2 separate regions of the Homo sapiens genome follow, and region 2 is linked to region 1. Evidence: chromatin loops called from intact Hi-C (ENCODE). Cell type or tissue: transverse colon. All regions are shown on one strand. Links, peaks and the distances in the headings refer to the core of each region. The heading gives the core; the rest is flanking DNA. Region 1 overlaps ORC4 (origin recognition complex subunit 4). Region 2 overlaps MBD5 (methyl-CpG binding domain protein 5).

Evidence for each region. Hi-C counts contacts between places; a loop is a spot of excess contacts. Peaks named below come from ENCODE experiments on the same cell type or tissue, not always from the same donor. Only the 100,000 strongest peaks of a DNase experiment are listed, where the experiment ranks them.
Region 2: it touches region 1 in a loop (12-fold over the local background); 19 of 110 quality-filtered maps call a loop at or near these places.

The regions. Positions count from the first base shown.
Region 1 is chr2:147,933,516-147,943,462 of GRCh38, reverse strand. It overlaps ORC4 (origin recognition complex subunit 4), which reads left to right. Exons shown (of 14, transcript NM_181741.4): 10 at 1-27; 11 at 4,215-4,323; 12 at 5,070-5,165; 13 at 5,250-5,317; 14 at 7,765-9,947. The coding sequence ends at 7,953. Among named protein-coding and RNA genes, the nearest start is that of ORC4, 82 kb to the left of the region's middle. In transverse colon, for the core only: a CTCF peak has its summit at 5,508 (motif pointing left); no DNase peak of the experiment used is centred there; H3K27ac peaks cover 371 bases.
Region 2 is chr2:148,195,742-148,205,690 of GRCh38, reverse strand. All of the region lies in intron 2 of MBD5 (methyl-CpG binding domain protein 5), which reads right to left. Among named protein-coding and RNA genes, the nearest start is that of MBD5, 180 kb to the right of the region's middle. In transverse colon, for the core only: no CTCF peak of the experiment used is centred there; a DNase peak (open chromatin) is centred at 4,150.

The sequences.
Region 1 (9,947 bases), core at 1,876-9,875:
AACCTGCGGTCATTACACATGCTATTGGTTTGTATTAGTTTTGTTTTATTGCTTGTTGCTTTGTTTTTGTTTTTAATAGTGACGGGGTCTCACTTTGTTGCTCAGACTGGTTGCGAACTCCTGGCCTTAAGCCATCCTCCCACCTCTGCCTCCCTAAGTGCTGACATTACAAGCATCAACCACTGTGCCCAGCCTACTTTTATCATTTTCTATCTTTCATTAGATAATTAAGTTTTTATGGGAATTGATTAAACCTGTAGGTAAATTTTGGGAGAATCGACATGCATTGGAACACTACATCGAGTGTTCCAATCTCTGAATAGGGTTCATATCTCCTTTTATTTGATTTCTTGTTTGATTACTTTCATCAGCATTTTATAGCTCTTACTACACAGATGATGTACTTATTTAATGTGTATACCAATATTTAATTTGTTAGAACAATTGTAAATGGGTTTTGAAATTTTGGTTTCCCACATATTCATTACATTTCCCACATATTCATTACATATAGAATATGTGATTGATTATATATATACACATTAATATATAGAAATGTGATTGACTTATAGTCTATGCTGAACTCACTTATTCTAAGAGGTTTTTTAATAGATTCCTTGGGACTTTTGATGTAGACCATTACATTTTTCACAAATAGTGACGGTTTTTTTTTTCTTTCCAATCTGTATGCCTTTTATTTCTTTTCTTGCTTTTTTGCAATGGCTAGAATTTCCAGTGTTATGTTGAATTAGAGCAGTGAGAGTGGACATCCTTTCTTGTTCCCAGTCTTAGGAAGAAAGGATTCAAACTTTTACCATTAAGTATAATGTTAGCTGTAGGTTTTTTATACATGTTCATTATCAGGTTGAGGTAATCCTCATCTGTTTGTAACTTGCTGAGAGTTTCTTATAAATGGGTGTTGGATTTTGTCAAATGCTTATTCTCGATCGTTTCGCATGACCATGTTTCTCTTTAACCTGTTGATATATTTGATTATGTTATTTTTTGAGTGTTGAACCAGCCTTATATACCTGGAATAAATCCTACCTGGTTATGATGTTTTGCCAAGTAATTATATCTTAAGCTTACATAATACCAATATCAAACAAGAAGTACTTAATTGTTCTGAAAATTAACTTTCTTCACTAAGAGTATTTGGTTTTAGTCTAATATTTCTAGAAAATTATGGCAAATACCTTTGAAAGACAAGATAGTTTTGGTTTCATAGAAAGGTCATTTTTAATAATAATAGAATAATAATGACAGTAGCTACCATTTATGGACTGGCATATGAGCCAAGTACTGTTGATGCTAGTAGTACCTATATTATGTCTGGCCATTGGAATAATCTTATTTTTTATTCTTACCCCTAAAGAAATTGAGGCTCCTTAAAGCTAAGTAACTTGCCGAAGGTCACACTACTAGTAGATAACAAAGCCAGGACTTAATCCAAAGCTCTCTGGCTTCAAGTTTGTGTCCTACTTGGCTGTATGGTTCACCCATGTTTATATACAAGTTTTCTTTCCTCATTGCTGCTTCTGCTGAGGAATTTAAGTCTTTTTATCCCTATTTACTTTTCTTCTATTGTCAAAAGCATACTGCCATTTTCAGCATATCATGAAGGAATTTGGGGACTAGTAATTTTTAGAGGAGGGGTGTGTGTGTGTATGTGTGTATGTATATATATATACACACACATCTCCATCTGGGAAAATATCTCTGCCTCAGTATTGTCAATATTAACGGCCATTGTTCTGCCATTTTTCTATTACATTTTTAATTCATGGTAATGAATTAAATAATGGCTTGTTTTTTGTCATATGGGATTCTACTTTGAGGGCTGCTTACTCATATTCTTAGCTCATCCCATTATTTGTTGTCATTGTCTTACTGTGGAAGCTCATTATAGATTACAGATTTTCAGCCTCTCCAGTAACCAGAGAAATACTACAATTAAACTTTTTTTTTCTTGCCAATCTAGTGGGTGTTAAAGATTATGCTTGATGGTATCATGACTGTGACTATTAATATTTATTGCTGCTGCCAATGTAAATATGTGTAAGTGCTTTGGAGAGCAATTTATTTAGCAAATTAGGTAACTAGAGAAACATACTAATTAGAGAAAGTCTAGTTACCTAATGCACAGGAAGACATGTCCAAGGTTGTTTATTGCAGTCTTGTTTATAATTGGGAAAAAAAAAGAAATGAAAGATGTCTGTCAATAGGAAATTAGGAAATGAATAATCGTGGATATATACAAAGAAATATAATGAAAAAATGAATAAACCAGAATTGATACTGCCTCAACATGGGTAAAACCTCACAGTGAAGAGAGTTGTGAAGATACAATATATTTATATAAAAGTTGAAAATTACTCTGTTGTATAATACATGTATATGTAGTAGAAGTATTAGGTTGGTGCAAAAGTTACCATTACTTTCAGTGCCCAAAATGGCAATTACTTTTGCACCAACCTAATAGTATAGACATACTTGGTTGTTTTATGTGGGGAAGAGTAGAGTCCAATCCGGAGGAGATGGGCTTCAACTCTAAAATCATATTTCTTAAGCAGGTAAAGTAGTCATAGATATTTATTATTCTCTGTTGCCTTTGTATATGTTAAAAAAAATTTATGCCTTTGTGTCCTCATAGCTTAGCTCCCACATATCATATCAGTGAGAACATACGATGTTTGGTTTTCCATTCCTGAGTTACTTCACTTAGAATAATAGTCTCCAGTCTCATCCAGGTCACTGCAAATGCTGTTAGTTCATTCCTTTTTATGACTGTGTAGTATCCATAGTATATATATACCACATATATATATATATCCATATATCCATAGTATATATATACCACAGTTTCTTTATCCATATCCATAGTATATATATACCACAGTTTCTTTATCCACTCGTTGATTGATGGGCATTTGGGTTGGTTCTACGATTTTGCAATTGTGAGTTTTGCTGCTATAAACATGCACATGCAAGCATCTTTTTCAAATAATGACTTCTTTCTTTTTCAAATAATAACTTCTTTTCCTCTGGGTAGATGCCCTGTAGTGGGATGGCTGTATCAAATGGTAGTTCTACTTTTAGTTCTTTAAGGAATCTCCACATTGTTTTCCAGTGGGGCGAGGGATAAAAGACTACAAATATGATGCAGTGTATACTGCTCAAGTGATGCATTCACCAAAGTCTCACAAATCACCACTAAAGAACTTACTCATGTAACCAAATACCACCCATACCACAATAACTTATGGAAAAATGAAGTTAAAAAATAAAAATTAAAAAATTAATAACTAAAGGAAAAAGGAAAGGAGAGAGAAAGGGAGGGAGCACTGGCAATCTAGGTCCCAACCAGTAGGAGAATGAAGGACAAGGATTGCCAAACTCTCTGCCCAGCTAATCAGTTGCGCCCTTGTTAAGGTGAAGGAGAGTTTCTTGGATAATTATATCCCAAATATTGCATGGCACATACTACTAAGAAACTATTTATTGTTTATTTGAAATTGAAATTTAACCAGAGGTCATGCATTTTTATCTGCTAAATCTTGTAACCCTAAATGACCAAATTTAACTTTCATGAAAAATACAAATAAAGAAGGAAGGAAGGAAATCTTCAAATACTTGAGTAGCAACTCTGGTCCAGGACCTCTGTTCATTTTTGAACAGAGAAGCAGCACAAGAGAAGGAGACTGTGCTTTCAAGGAGAGTTATTCCTGAGTATAAATGTGCTATTTTCTTTTCTTTTTTGTACAATTGAACATAAAACAGCTAACTTCTGTCTAAATTAATACTAACCTGGCTGGATGATTGGGTGGTGAAAAAGTTAACAAGTAAGGCGTAGATCTGCCTTTTGGGCTTGTGTTTGGGGCTTTTATTAGTAAGTATTCTTAATTATTTTCAGTTTCTTCTCCTTGACCTACTCCTCTTTAAACATTGTTCTTCCAAGCAGTAAGTAAACAAGTTATGCAACTGGGATGGGTTAGAGAGAGCAGCAGGAACTTTTTTTATGCTTTACATCTGCAGTTATGTGACACACAAATTGAAATACTGTATTTTAATACAACTGAATTTGAGAATACCTTCCTAAGCATTAATATTTACTCTCCCTTAAGAATTAACTATACAAATTCAGAAGTTTTGCACAGTATCTCCAAAATGCCCATGTAAATACGTAATTGTTTTTCTGATCTGTCTTTCCCTAGATGCTTGCTTTAAATCGAGTAACAGCATCGCACCCATTTATGACTGCCGTAGATCTAATGGAAGCAAGCCAACTGTGTAGCATGGACTCGAAAGCAAATATTGTACATGGTGAGAACCCAGCCTTATTTTTTAAATTGTGGTTTTTAAAACTTTGAATTTAGATAATGGAATGTTTTTAAAATTACAATTAACGTGGGCATAATGCTTTATAAAATACTTTCGTATCCATATAGCCTTTAACTTAGTCCTTTTAAAGGTACTATCACTCCCATTTAAAGTGAAAAAAAAATTTGACGCTCTGCCTCTTTTGCCACATTGGAAATCCAGGTAAGACTGTGTTGCTGATGTTATCATTGTATCAAGAACTACTGAAGAGCATTCTCTGGGTTTCAGTCATTTTGGGTTTGTTATTTCCTTTTCCAAATGTAATGAACCTTTTCCTCTCCGGGGAAAAAAGGAATACACAGATTTGGATATAATTTCCAGGAGTTTAGGAAGTCTCTAGATAAATCCTACGCAAAGGCCCTGTGTGATTTAAAGTCACATAACAATTGAAGTTTATTTTGTTTACTGTGGGCCATATGGTGAGTGCCTGATAATATTTCGCCAATCTTTGTGACATTTCTAAAAGTTTAAAAATATCCTTATTTTGCAGATAGGAAAAAAACTAAGCTCAGGGAGGTTAAGTAACTTAAATTTATATAGATAATTGAAACACATTGAAATCTAGAAGAATCTTGACCTTCTTCACCCCTCAGAACCATAGATCTTTCACTATATTGTATTCTTTGGAGAACAGTTATTTCAGTCTTATATGTCATTAAACTGATAGTTTTTTTTCCCTTTTACTGTAGGTCTATCAGTCTTGGAAATCTGTCTTATAATAGCAATGAAACATTTAAATGACATCTATGAGGAAGAGCCATTTAATTTTCAAATGGTCTATAATGGTGAGATGAGACTTAAGTAGCTTTTTTCTGACTCTTCCCCACTGCTTATTTGAAGGTATAATGTTGTCATTGCTTTCTACTCAGAGTTTCAGAAGTTTGTTCAAAGGAAAGCACATTCCGTTTATAATTTTGAAAAACCTGTTGTCATGAAGGTAAGATTTAGTTTGCTGTCATTTTTCTACAGACAAGTATATTTTTTACATCCAATTTGATTATGTATTAAAATTGCACTTTCATTTTTAAACATTAAGTATTATAGAGATTTTTTTCAAAACAAGAAAATTATCTAAAAATGAAATATTTTGGAAAAATCTGAGGAAGTGACCGGTTGTTTTAGTTTGTGGAGGTATACTGCCCTCTGCTGTCTCTTCAGAGCACTTGCATCCCGAAAACAACTATTCAGTATAGTGTGTGATATAACCTTTCCCTTTCCAACCCAAGGATTGGCTTTTATAATCTCAGCAGTAAAAGGAGAAAACAATGAAAATTAGAGCCATTAAGAAACTTAAAAGACAAAATCTTATTGGCCTGTGAGGGCATACAGAGAAAGTGTTATTTGGGGGCTGAGTCATGAGTTTTACAACTTCAGGACTTCATGTAGATTACCATTGTCCACTACAAAGATAATGTGAGCCATGTAATGTAGTTTTAAATTTTCTAGTACCTGTAAGAAAAATAAAAAGGTTTAATTTTAATTATATATTTAATGCAACATATCAAAAATGTGTCATTCTATAATCATTATAGAAGAACAGTAAGGTATTTTACATTCTTTTGAATTAAGTCTTTAACATTTGGTGTACATTATATTTAAGCACATCTCAATGGCCTAAATGTTTACTGGAAATTCTTGCTGTTTAGATTCCATAAAATGTATAGCTGAGAAAGTAAATTTACATTTTGAAATTGTTCTAAACATGCTCAGAATTTTCTAATAGAACTAAATATCCATTTTTAAGTTTAAAAAAAAATTGAGTCACACATTGAAGTGCTCAGTAGCCTAGCGTGGACAGTGCAGCTCTTGAAGATTTTAAGGAAAGAAACTTTTAAAACAGTGGATTCCCCAAGTCCATTGGCATCCCTTATAGGCCCTAGTAACCAGAATTTCATTTCTTGTAGCAACAAAAATGAGTACAGAGCATTGCCATTTCTTCAAAGAAACAGGAAAAGTATTTTACAATACTGGAGGGTTTTTTTCCCCTAATAGTCTTATTTTGTGAGAGCTGTGAAAATGGAAAGGTTACCCAAGTATTTAAATTTTTTTTTTTTTTTTTTTTTTGAGATGGAGTCTCCTGTCGCCTACGCTGGAGTACAGTGGCGGGCGCAATCTTGGCTCACTGCAACCTCTGCCTCCCAAGTTAAGCGATTCTCCTGCCTCAGCCTCCTGAATAGCTGGGATTACAGGCGTGCACCACTATGCCCATCTAATTTTTGTATTCTTAGTAGAGACAGTGTTTCACCATGTTGGTCAGGCTGGTCTCAAACTCCTGACCTCATGATCCGCCCACCTCGGCCTCCCAAAGTGCTGGGATTACAGGCGTGAGCCACTGCGCCCAGCCTGCATTTAAATTCTCAATAATTTGTAGCTGCTCATTTCTGAATTTTCAATTATGAAGTATTTTGCTATTTAGAAATGTTTTAAATCTGCACAGTTCTATTCAGCTCTTAACACCTGCAGCCTCCAGTATTTTCTCATGTTCAGATATGAAGGTATCTGAGCTGTTTCTCTATCAGAAGAATTTATGTGATACATAGAGAATATGTTCCAGTGATGTTTTTTACAGTGAGTTGTAAGAATATAATAGAATCCTCAGGAATCTATTTCAGTGTATCATTATTTAATGGTTAGTATATCATGATTTAATGGTTTTTTTTTTCATAACCTAATAACGTACCTAACACAACACTCAAGGTTAGAAAAGATATAATAGGTGAATATTAAGGATAAGAGGAAGTAGACAAGAAAGAGCCCTATTAAGATGGGGAAGATGGAAGAAGGTTGTGACAGTCTCAGTCAGACTTCTTAGAGGAAACAGGAGCCTGTCCCTTCTCCTCCATGTCCATACTAGCCTGCTGAATCCTTTACTTACAGGATCAGCTGAATATGTCTAGTTGACTCAAGGGTCTTTTTCTGCCTCCCTCTGTTACAGCTGTGTTACCTTTTTACATAGCAAAGCAAAAATAGAGACAGACAAAATATAAATGCAAATCTGAGTAGCCTAGGGAATTGATCAGAAAGTCTTATCTGATTCTTAGGTTTTTACAGAGAACTGGAAACTATTTATTAAAGTACTAGGAGGAGCTATGATAGAGAATGAGGCTAGGAAGAAAACCATATTGTATATATTGAATTAAAGTTTGCCGTGTTTACATTCAACAATATATGGACAAGTAAGTGTGCACTGACACTGTTTTACCTGATAATATGAGTTTTCATGGGGTTGTGAGAGTTTTTTTAATCCTATTGATTGTTGTTACATTTTGCTTCCCAGTACTCTGTTCTGCAGCTGACCAAAATGCTAACTGTTCTCTGGGAGAGAACAGGAGAGTTGTCACTCTCCTCTCCTATTCAACCTAAACTATTTCTTTCATCTTTCAGGCTTTTGAACACTTGCAGCAATTAGAATTAATAAAGCCCATGGAAAGAACTTCAGGAAATTCACAGAGAGAGTACCAGCTGATGAAACTGCTTTTGGATAATACTCAAATTATGAATGCTCTGCAGAAATATCCCAACTGTCCTACAGATGTGAGGCAGTGGGCAACATCCTCACTAAGCTGGTTATGAATATAACCAGTGACTTCAACTTTGGCATTTCATTCATACTTCTGTAGAGAACGGAAAACTATTGTCCATTAACATGATATGCTAAACATTCTATAAACATTCTTGTATTTATGTGAGACTTGCCCATCTACTGTCTTGGCTGTGTCTTGCCTTTTAATCATGAACAGTTACATGATTTATAATTTCACTGATTGAGATTACTTTGTAAGTAGCTGTTCAGAAGAATAAAATATGACTGTTTTAGGGACTAGACCATGTGCTTTTTTAACACTTATATATATAATGGTCTATTTGAAGAGCTCACTTCAACCTAACAGCTAGATGTCTTTACAAACCTTAAACCAAAGGAGTAAAAAAAACAATGGTAAGCACTGAAGTATAATAAGTAACCTTTGGTACAGCAGGTTTGCTGCAGTGTTTTTTTCTGTCCACATGCAAATTTTGGATTCTATCCCAGACCCAGGTTTTCTAGTTCAGAAGACTAACCAGCTTAGTCAGAAGATGGTTCCATGGAAGAAAAAGGCCAAGGAGTTTGAAGATTTTTCTTCTAGACATCTCAAAATGTGGTACTCATACCATCCACATCAGAATCCCTTGTAGGATTTTCTAAAATTACAGATTGTTGAGCCTACCATAGGTCAAAAGGACTGGAATTTTCCTTCTTAACAAGTATAGTCATGGCACCACGTAACATTTTGGTCAATGACATTGTATAAAGGGTGGTCTCATAAGATTATACCATATTTTTACTGTACCTTTTCTATGTCTAAATATACAAATGTTTTACCATTGTGTTACAGTTGCCTACAGTATGATTACAGTAACATTCTGTACAGTGCTATAGCTGAAGAGTAATAGGCTAGGCTATCTGTATAGCCTAAGTGTGTAACAGGCTATATACATATCATCAGGGTCTGTGTAAGTATACTCTGTGATGTTCATACAGTGATGAAATCACCCAAAGACACATTTCTCAGAACGTAGCCCCATCATGAAGTGACGTGACTACCAGAGATTTCTGGAAAAGCACTCCCAAAAGTAATGAGATGTGTATGGCAATGTTAACTGAACCTGTTTGTATTAAAAAGTAAATCCCTATGAGGAATGTGGAAATGTCCGTCAAAGCATTGTCTTTTAAGTAAGTTCCAAGATCCATGAATTAACAGAGGCATATATTTAAAATGAAATTTAATGAGCACTTAGTGACTTCATTTGTTCAAGAATATTTGATTTCCTATTGTGTGCATGGGAGGTTTACAAAAGACAGACTGTCCCTATGCTTGTGCAGCTTACAATCTATTTAACTATTAGAGGCCCTGTGAGATGTAGGCAGTTATTTACAGATGAGAAAACTAACACAGCAGTGGCAATGCTGGGAATGGCCAACAGGCTTGGAATTCAACTCAGTTTAGCACCAAAGCCAGTGCTATTAAGACCTGAAGTTCAACAGTGGATTCCTTACCAAATAGTTTTTAAAGTATGCTCTAAGGAACAATGTTTTAATGAAATCTTGGATACAAAGTGGAATAAAAGGTTTCTGAGCATAAAGTAGCTCTTCAGTAGTTACAACCTATTCTTTTGCATACATAGCCTTTCCTTCCCTGCAAAAAGTTAAGCCTGCTAAGTATTCAGATCCCTGTCATTTACTTCTCAGCAGTCTCATTCAAGCTAAGGCTTGCATACTCAATCTGTGCCGTAGTCTACACATTTTTAGGGGATATTTCACCAAAATACTTGACATGGTAACATCACTATTATATACTAGAAGCAAGAATTTTACACTTATGCTCTAAGTGATCCTTTTAAAAATTTTCTGAACTATTTGAGGAAAGTATTATTTGTCTTAAAGGGTAACAGCCTCATGAAATGACTTGAGGATTCCAATTTCTTATTAGCTTAAGATGTCACTTAAAAGCTGACAGCCCTCATCTGTCTCATTGGCTACATAAGAGCTGCAGAAGATCCATCAATAACCAAGTATAAAGAAAGATTTT
Region 2 (9,949 bases), core at 1,084-9,083, 260 kb before region 1:
TTCTCCATGGGTAATTTCTCTGTATCTTTGTTCCAGTGGTTATGTTTATAATTTTATGCAACTTTGTTTTTACAAATAAACATGTAATTTATATCTGTCCTTATTTCTGTATTCAAAATCTATTAGTTCACTGTTATAAGCAATTATAATATTTGCATGCTTTCTATTACTCTGCCCTTTTTCTTTCATTCATCATATTTCAGTTAATGTTTTTCACTATTTTTCCTTGTATTGTTAAATTATGCTGATACTTTTATTTTTTGTCAGCTTTAATTGATATTCTTTGACTTCCAAGTATTAAAGATGAGAAAATTAGTCCACGCCTGTAATCCCAGCAATTTGGGAAGCCAAGGTAGGCGGATCACCTGAGGTCAGGAGTTTGAGACCAGCATGGCCAACATGGTAAAACCCCGTCTCTACTAAAAATACAAAAAAATAAAAATAAATTAGCCAGGTGTGGTGGGGGGTGCCTGTAATCCCCAGCTACTTGGGAGGCAGAGGCAGGAGAATCGCTTGAACCTGGGAAGTGGAGGTTACAGTGAGCCGAGATTACGCCACTGCACTCTAGCCAGGGCAACAGAGAGAGACTTGTCTCAAAAAAAAATAAAATAAAAATAATAAGACAATTGTAAAGACTGGGGAAAAAAAGTGGAGAAAACAGGTAGAAGTGGTATATTTTTAGGGAATATATTTTATTTTTAGGGAATTTTAGTAAACATTTTATATTTATATTTATATATAGTGTCTACATTTTGTTCTTTAGCTCTAATTCCCACATTTTAGTCTTTCTTTTACAGTTAAATCCTTTCAATGCTTGCTGACAGACCTTCTATGATAATTTTCCTGTTTATTTATATCTGATTGGCAGTAGCTCATTTTCTAAGAATGTTTTCAAAAAGTATTTCTTGAGTTCAAAACTGTCTTTATATTTGTTGAGTTCAAAACTGTCTTTAGTATTTAAACTTGAAGACATTTGGGCTAAATTTAAAATATTAAACACTTTCCTTTCTATAAGATCCTGTAGCTGTTACTCCACTGGCAACTGGTACTAAATGTTGATGTGGATAAGACAGACACAAGTCTGACTTTTTCCCCTTCTATTATTGACCTGACTATTCTTTCTTCATGTTTAATGTACAGAAATTTTATGAGGACATGTCTCAGTATTGACAGTTCTAGGTCAACTTTCCCTGGTCCATGGTATGCTCTTTCAATATGTAGATCAAAATTATATTTTAAATTATTATTGAGTCTTATCTTTAAATAATTCATTCTTTTCTACTCTTTTGGTTTTCTTTTGTGTCTTTCTCTGTCTCAGTCTATCTATATACATTCACAAAATTTTATTTCTAATCTTTTTTTTCTTTGGTTTATTTTATTCATTCTTCACATTTTAATCCACAATATTCCTTAAGGTGCTTTCCATGATGTCTAGCCTTTCTTGTGCTCCTTCCAATTTCATATTTGAAATAAATCCTTTTTTCCTAAGTTTGGCCAGCTCATAATTCATCTTCTACTATTGTTTCATGATGTCTTTTCCAGAGTCCTTGCTTTCTGGATTGTAGGTTTTTCCAACAAAGGTGATTGCTTTATTCATTTTTTCTCTTCTCTTTTCTCCCATTCTTTCCCTCTCTCCTTTTCTTTCTTCCTGAAGAAAGTTAAGCATTATATTTTCAGCAAAATTAGAGTTCAGGTTTGACCCTTATACTCTAAAATAGGCAAAAGGGGATGCAAAATTAGAAGGAGCCACATGAAAATACATGAACAGAAGCAGTCTTGGAGAAATTTATCCATGGTAAAGGGCTCTGCAGTGTAGATCCAAGAAAATGATGTCCACAATCTATTCTCTGATCGTACACATAACATACCTTATGTTGCTACAGGTATTGCTTATAATCACAAGTATGGGAACAAAGGTGAGATGAGTTGTCAGCAGAATCTTGCTAGACTCAGCTTTAGAGAAGCATAAAAGACAGGGCTACATAAAGGATCCACAGACAAGCCATCCTCATAGGAAGTATTTTGTTTCTGTTGCAGCGGAGATTACCTTCTTGTGAAGACTTGCAAAATTGCAACAATAATGTGAACCCACCCTTTCCTTGACCCTCCTTCCTAATGCACACGCACCTCTTGAAAATAGGTAGCTAGGTAAAACCATTATATTCTGTCATGAGCAACAGAAGAAGAACAGTAGTAATAACAAAGATAATTCAGGAAAAGAATAAAAAGAATAGCAAAACACACAGACATCAAGCGAGCACTAGAAAAATGTCATCAGAGTGCAAGGGAATGGGTGGAAAATTATTTTTACAGGTTTATTAGCCATTTGCATTTCTTCTCTGATAAACTGCATTTTCAGGTCTTTTATGCAAATAGGCCATCTTTCCCACATTTAATTGTTACAACTCTTTGCATGTTAAGAAAATCAGCATCTTCTTTGTTGCATGTACCAAATATTAGTTCCCAGGTTTCCTTTTAATTTCATTAGTGCCTTTTAATTTCATTTGTGAACTTTCCTAATCATTAAAAATTGTTATGGTAAAAAATTAAAAATTCATTAGTTTACAGCTTTTTTTTTTTTTTTTTGAGATGGAGTCTCGTGATGTTGCCTGGGCTAGAGTGCAATGGCGCGATCTTGGCTCAGTGCAACCTCCACCTCCCAAGTTCAAGCGATTCTCCTGCTTCAGCCTCCTGAGTACCTGGTATTACAGGTGCCTGCCACCACATCTGGCTAATTTTTTTGTATTTCTAGTAGAGACTGGTTTCACTATGTTGGCCAGTCTATTTTACAGCTTTTAAAGAGTTGCTTTTTATTATTTATTTATTTAAGAGATGGGTTCTCACTATGTTGGCCAGGTTGGTCTCGAACTCCTGACCTCAAGTGATCCTCCCACCTCAGCCTACCAAAGTGGTGAGATTACTGGCATGAACCACCACACCTGGCCTAAAGAACTGCTTTTTAAACAAAAAAGTTATTTACCATTGAAGTTACCTCTAAAAAAATCCAATATATGTTCCAAAGATGTTTTAAATTTCTCAAATCACATCAATCCCAAGTGCAAAACTCACTAATAGTTTCTCTTTGTGATTAAAATTAAACCTAAATTTTTAATTCTTTAATATGATCTATAAGCCCCTTACATTTCTGGCCTTGTAATCCCTTCAACCTCATTTCAAACCACTCTTTCTCCCACTTTCTCCATACCAGCAGACTAGATTTCTTGTTGAGCCTCAAGTACAATTGTTTTTGCTGAATCAACAGTCTTTACATTTGCTGTTCCATTCTGCTGCCTAGGTCACTCTTCTAGACATTGCTCACCACTTCCATCAACTTGGAAGTTTCTGCTTGAATATCACTACCTCAGGGAAGGCCTCCCTGACCACTTTATCAAAATAGGACTTCCAATTCCAAACCCAATTACCTTCTATCTATTTACCATGCTTTATTTTTCTCTTTAGAACATATCATATTTTGAAATTATATTATGTAATTATTTACTTGTTTATTGTTTGTCTTCCCTAATAAGGTAGTAAGCTCCATGCAGGCAAGGACTCCATCTCCTTCACTGTTTATGCCAGCTCCTAGTGATAGTGGCAGGAGGCAGTCAAATGCCTAGGCAGATAGAGGCAGGGCCAGTGAAACCCAACCTTCAAGCCAATGACAGTTTAAAGCCTAGCTACAAATCTCAGGTAAATCCAAGGACCGGACTGAGAACTTCTCTTCCTGTTTGGCATGCTTTCCTCCGATTCATCCCTACCCTTCACTTATTTTACATGTACCTACCCTTTCCTAATTTGTTTTCTACACTGTTGTGCCCCTTGAGCCTTTGTTTTAGCCTTTTTTGCATACTCACAAACCAATCAGCACACACTCCCCCAGTCTGAGCCCATAAAAGCCTCAGATCCAGCCACACTGAGAGAGAAACCACCCAACTTCAGGTGGGGGACCACTCTTGCATCCCCTCTCCACTGAGAGCTGTTTCGTCACTTAATAAAATTTTTCTCCACCCTTCTCACCCTTTGATTGTCAGCATAACCTCATTCTTCTTGGATGCAGGACAAGAACTTCGGACCGACTGAACGCGGGTACACAGAAGGCTGTAACACTGTGGCCCTCTGCCAGCAGAGGGCAGCCATCCCATATGACAAGAAGCAGCAGCAAGGCCAAGGCAGCCCTGGAGGTGCAGGCTAGAGCAGGGCAACCGGGCTGACAGAGTTGTTAAGGCGCCTCTGTCTGTCGGGCTGCAGACAATGGGACTAAAAGAGGTCATTAGCATGCTGTAACATCCCCCTCTGGGGCTTCAGGGTCGTGGGTACCCCTGCTTGGGTGTCCCTGTGTTTCCCTCGTCCGGAGACCAGAGCCCACTGTGGGAGTCACTTGCAACACACCTGGTCCAGGAACAAGCCCCATGTGGAGCCCACTCTTGTGCCAGTGCTTGGAATGGCCAGCCAGACCCTGCATTCACTGGCACACACATCTCCTCCTGCCAGGGACTGAGCACGCAGTTGCAGGAGCCGTGGGATCCATGCTGGGGGGCAAGCCAGGCATGGCCTGGTGTGTCAAGTAAACAGGGCATCTCCTGTGGCAAGCCCAGGCCTGAGCAAGGCCTGGGGAGGGGCATCATTGGCCAGAGGTCTCCGGTTGGCAAAGTAATCAAGAAAAATACTGCATCTCTAGAATAATCCCTGGCAGATGGTTGGTACACAACTTTGCTTTATTTTTAAATGAATGAATTAACAAATAAATAAATGGATCATGTTTCCAATGATGAATTTTAAAAAAAGTTTTAAAGCAGCTTTTTAAAAAAGTGCCTTAATAGGTTAAAATAAAGTATACAAAGGCCAACTATTTAGATCAGAAGAACTTCTTTAGAAGTTCTTACATTTAAAGTGTTCCTTAATGATGTGCGAAGTATTTTTAAAAGTCATCAGTATACGTATAATGTCTTTTTTTTTCTGTGTTGAAACCAGATTACATTTCTTTTTTTTTTTTTTTTTGAGATAGAGTCTCGCTCTGTCACCCAGGCTGGAGCGAAGTGGCGTGATATCGGCTCACTGCAAGCTCTGCCTCCTAGGCTCACGCCATTCTCCCGTCTCAGCCTCCCGAGTAGCTGGGACCACAGGCGCCCGCCACCATGCCCAGCTAATTTTTTTTGTAGTTTTAGCAGAGATGGAGTTTCACTGTGTTAGCCAGGGTGGTCTCAATCTCCTGACCTCATGATCTGCCTGCCTGGGGCTCCCAAAGTGCTGGGATTACAGGCATGAGCCACCGCGCCCAGCCCCAGATCACATTTCTGTTCAAAAACAACTTAAGTCTGAATTAGACTTGCTTTTAAGTGCTACATTTTTATAAAAACTGGATTGTATATCTACAAACTCTTTGAGAAAGTACCTCTATTAGATTGCAAAAACCCTGCCTCGGTGTTGCGTAGTTTCTAGTGTGGGCAGACAATAAATATGTAGATTACATATGCATTAGAAAATTTAAATCTTAGGGGGGAAAAAGAAAGCAAGGTAAGGGGGGGACTGCAATTTAAAATAGAATGGTCAGAGTAATTCTTACTGAGGAAGTAACATTTGAGCAAAAGTTTAAAGAAGGTGAGGAAACTATCAATATAGTCAAAATAATGCACTTCAGATTGAGGAGGTAATTTTAAAAGAGGATATGCAAACGATTAAGGAATTTTTCTATCATAAGATAAATGTACAGCTTCCTAAGATGATTATTTTGGAAGACTTAACATTCATTTGGATGGCATGATGTAGTAGTTTAAAAATCAAATCACTTTATTTCTTAGTCATACTTTGTATACCGCATATGATAGTTTCTTTTTGTAGAGAGACACTCATAGGATATATGTTATAGAGAGCTGGGATAATAAAGAAATCCATGACATTTATATTGAAAACAAATCTTTTCTTTTTTTTTTTGAGACAGGGTCTTACTCTGTCACCCAGGCTGGAGTACAGTGGCGCAATCTTGGCTCACTGCAGCCTCAACTTCCTGGGCTTAAGTGATCCTCCCACCTCAGCCACTAGGGTAACTTGGGACCACAGGTATAAGCCACAATGCCAAGCTATTTTTTGTAGAGATGAGGTTTCACCATCATGCCCAGGCTGGTCTCAAACTCTGGCCTCAAGTGATCCATCCACCTCGGCCTCCCAAAGTGGTTAGATTATAGACATGAGCCACCGTGCCTGGCCATCTTTTCCCTTTCAACATATTAGTTTATTCATTTTATTTGTTTATTTATTAAAGGCCACAATTTAAAGAATGACTTAGTATTGAAGTGCTGAAATGTATTAATATGAAAATTACTGTTAAAAGTCTGCCATATTATTTGCCTTTGTGATGGTTAGTTTTCTGCCCCAATTGGATAGGCTAGAGTACCCGGTTATTCAGTTAAACAATACTGGGGTTAATACCTACAATCAGCTGACTTTAGGTAAAGGAGATTATCTTCCACAATCTGAATGAGCCTCATCTACTCAGTTGAAAGGCCTTAAGAGCAAAGCTGAGATATACTTGAAGAAGAAATTTTGCTTCAAGACTGCAGGATCAGCTCCTGCCCGAGAGTTTTCAGCCTGTGGCCTTCCTTACAAATTTAATACTTGCCAGTCCCTTAGTTGCTTAAGCCAATATCTTGAAATAAATTTCTATAAATGTACATATACATGCATAAATACATATATGATATATTCATATATATATAATATACACAGATATATACATATACACATACATACATATACACATACATACATATATATATTCCCCCCTACTGTTTCTCTGGAGAACCCTGAACAATACAATCCTCCTCTTAGACCAGATTAGAAGCTACTCTAGGAAAGTCATCATGTCCTCTTATGATCCCTGTGTTTAATATAGCTCATAGCACGATGCTTTCTTGATGGAATAATTTATAGAAGAATATTTTAATTTCATAGGTAGATGGAATGTACTTTTAACCATTAAGAAGCAGAAGTTATCATATGAACATTTATAAGCTTTTTTCCTTGCCATTTCATTATAAATATTTATAACTTTCATAGAATGAAATCAAAAGATAAGAAAAATGACAATAAAAAATAAAACAAAGTGCTTATATCTAATATATATGATGAACTTACTATGAAAACATGTAAAAATCACTGTAACTCATCTATAGGAGAAAACCTAGACTTATTTATTGTTCTTTATATATTATGATATCATAATATATAAAACCTCACCAAATGCTTTATGTACATTATTTCCTTTACTCCTTGTAACAACCTGAAACAGGTAATTTTTGTATTCCCATTTACAGAGGAAGCCAATGCACAGAGACATTGAGAAACAAAGGTAGAAATTTGGTGGTAGAGTTGTCTTGGGACCATTAGAACTCAGGTAGTTGTGGTGATAAACATGTTGGATCTACAGACACATACGAAGGCAATAAAAAAGATGCAATCTTGATAGACATTAAATTCAAATCAAAACAATTATATTTCCATTTTATGTTTTAGTGAAAAAAAGAGGAAAATGTTAATAGCTATCAAGACTCTGGAGAAAAAATCTGTATTGATTATGGCATTCATAAGTTAGTGTAGCCAGTCATTAAGAATTTCACTTTGGGAGGCTGAGGCGGGGAGATCACCTGAGGTCAGGAGTTTGAGACCAGCCTGGCCAACATGGTGAAACCTCATTTCTACTAAAAACACAACAATTAGCTGGGCATGGTGGTGGGTCCCTGTAATTTCAGTTTACTCTGGAGGCTGAGGCAGGAGAATCGCTTGAACCCGGGAGGTGGAGGTTGCAGTTAGGCGAGATCATACCATTGTACTCCAGCCTGGGTAAAAAGAGCAAAACTTTGTCTCAAAAAAAAAAAACAAAAAAAAAAACAAAAAAAAAAACCTCAGATGCTATGACACAGTAATTCTACTCCAAAGAATAGTGCCTAAGGAAATAAATAAAAGAAAGAAAACACTAAATCACATATAACAGCAAAATGTTATAAGTAACCTAAATGTTCAAGCACAGAAGAATGAAGCATCATACTTTATTAATAGAATACGTAACCATTAAAATAATGAATATGGAGAAGGGTTTCCCAAGTTAAGTTCCATGGAATATAGAACTAACATGCTCTTTGCAAAGTGTATGCTATATGATCTTGGAGACCATTACACACATTAGCACACTGAAGGCTTTCTTGCAGGAAGGAAACTTCCTTTGCTGTTCTTTAATGTGGTACTTTCCAAACTTACCTGGAAACAGAACCTTTTTTTGTCCTAATTAATTACTGCTGCATAACAAACAATCATTAGTTTGTTTAAAAATTTAGGCAGAGTTCAGCAGGGATAGTTTGTCTCTGCTCCACTTGGTACCAGCTGGGGCACCTTTAAGGCTGGGAACTGAAATCGTCTGAAAACTTGCTCCATCACATGCTTGGTGTGGTTGCAGCCTCTCACGTGGCTCAGTCTTCCTCACAATATGGGGACTGGGATTTCAAGGGTGAGTATTCTGAGAGAGATCCTAGCAGAACGGGATTGCCTTTTATGCCTAAGCCTTTGAAGCTACCTAGAGTCACTTCCACCATATTCTATTGGTCAAAGAAGCCAAATTTCAGGAGGAGGGGAAATGGAATCTACCTCTTGATGGGAGAGTATAAAGAATATAAAGAGCATGTGGGATCTGGAATATTTCTGTAGCTGGTTTTGGCAAATATAAGTTGCCATACTTTTGTTCAAGTGAGATATATTAATTTTCCAATTTTGGCACATGTGGATGGAGGTACACCAAATGCTATACAATCTATATTACATACAGATTTGTTTATACACACACACACACACACCAGTGCAAATGGCACCCCCACTCCCTTTGCTTATAAAAGAGCCTACTTTGTCTGACACAATAAAATAATCCCAAACATGAATGAATTAGGCAATTTTCATTCAAATTCATAGAAAATAACAAGAGGAATCATGGCTAGCTCTGGCTCACGGATTTCCCATTTGGTAAGCTAGGTTACCATATGATCTACATTCTTGCATTTCATAAAAGACACCAAGTTTTAAAGATACTAAGTCATACTGTTATTGCTGATGACAAAAATTTTAATTTTACATAGAAGAAATAGACACAAATGGAGATGTACCTATTTTGGTAAACACAATTCTGAGTAACAAAGCTTACCTAAGAGATTGATTCTTTTAATACCAATGTCTTCTGGAATTTTCTTTCTTATGAAAGGGACTCTTTCAGAATGCTTCCCTCATATAGTTATAGGCATTACATAAAGGAAACCATTTTTTTTTAGTAGTGGCACAAAAATATTTTAAAATAGCTACTTCTAATTACCTACACTAGTCATAACAGATTACGGCAATATAAATGAAACCGTAGTGGAAAGATCTAACATCCATGGAAATTTAAAACAATGAGAAATGGAACTATTACAAAAAATTACCTCCTATACATTCTTTCTCAAGAACTTCCTGGAGGACTTGCTCCAAAAAATGAGACGGCAAATTAAGGAAAAAAACAAAAGATTAAGAAACATGAGTTTCAACATAGGAGAAAGGAAATCGTCATGTAAGAGGATAAGTGATACCAATGATACCTGTGCAAAGATAACAGCCAGGCCAGACTGCAACAAGTTGTTACTCAGCTTGAGGGCTGTCATCATCAAGATCTCCCACCTGCTATTTTAATGACTTCCCATCCATTCCTTATGTTATTTCCTTGTTGTTGCCTTGTTACTTTGGTTAGTTTAATTTGCTTTTATTTTTAAAATTACAAATTTCTTTCTAAGCCATGTGTTAGTTGCATTTTACATTTTATGTTGTGGTTTCATCACAATTCAGTTCAAGATATTTTCTAATTTCTCTGGTGAATTTTTTCTTGACGCATAAGTTTAGAAGTGTGCTGTTTAATTTCCAAATATCGAGAGGTTTTCCTGCT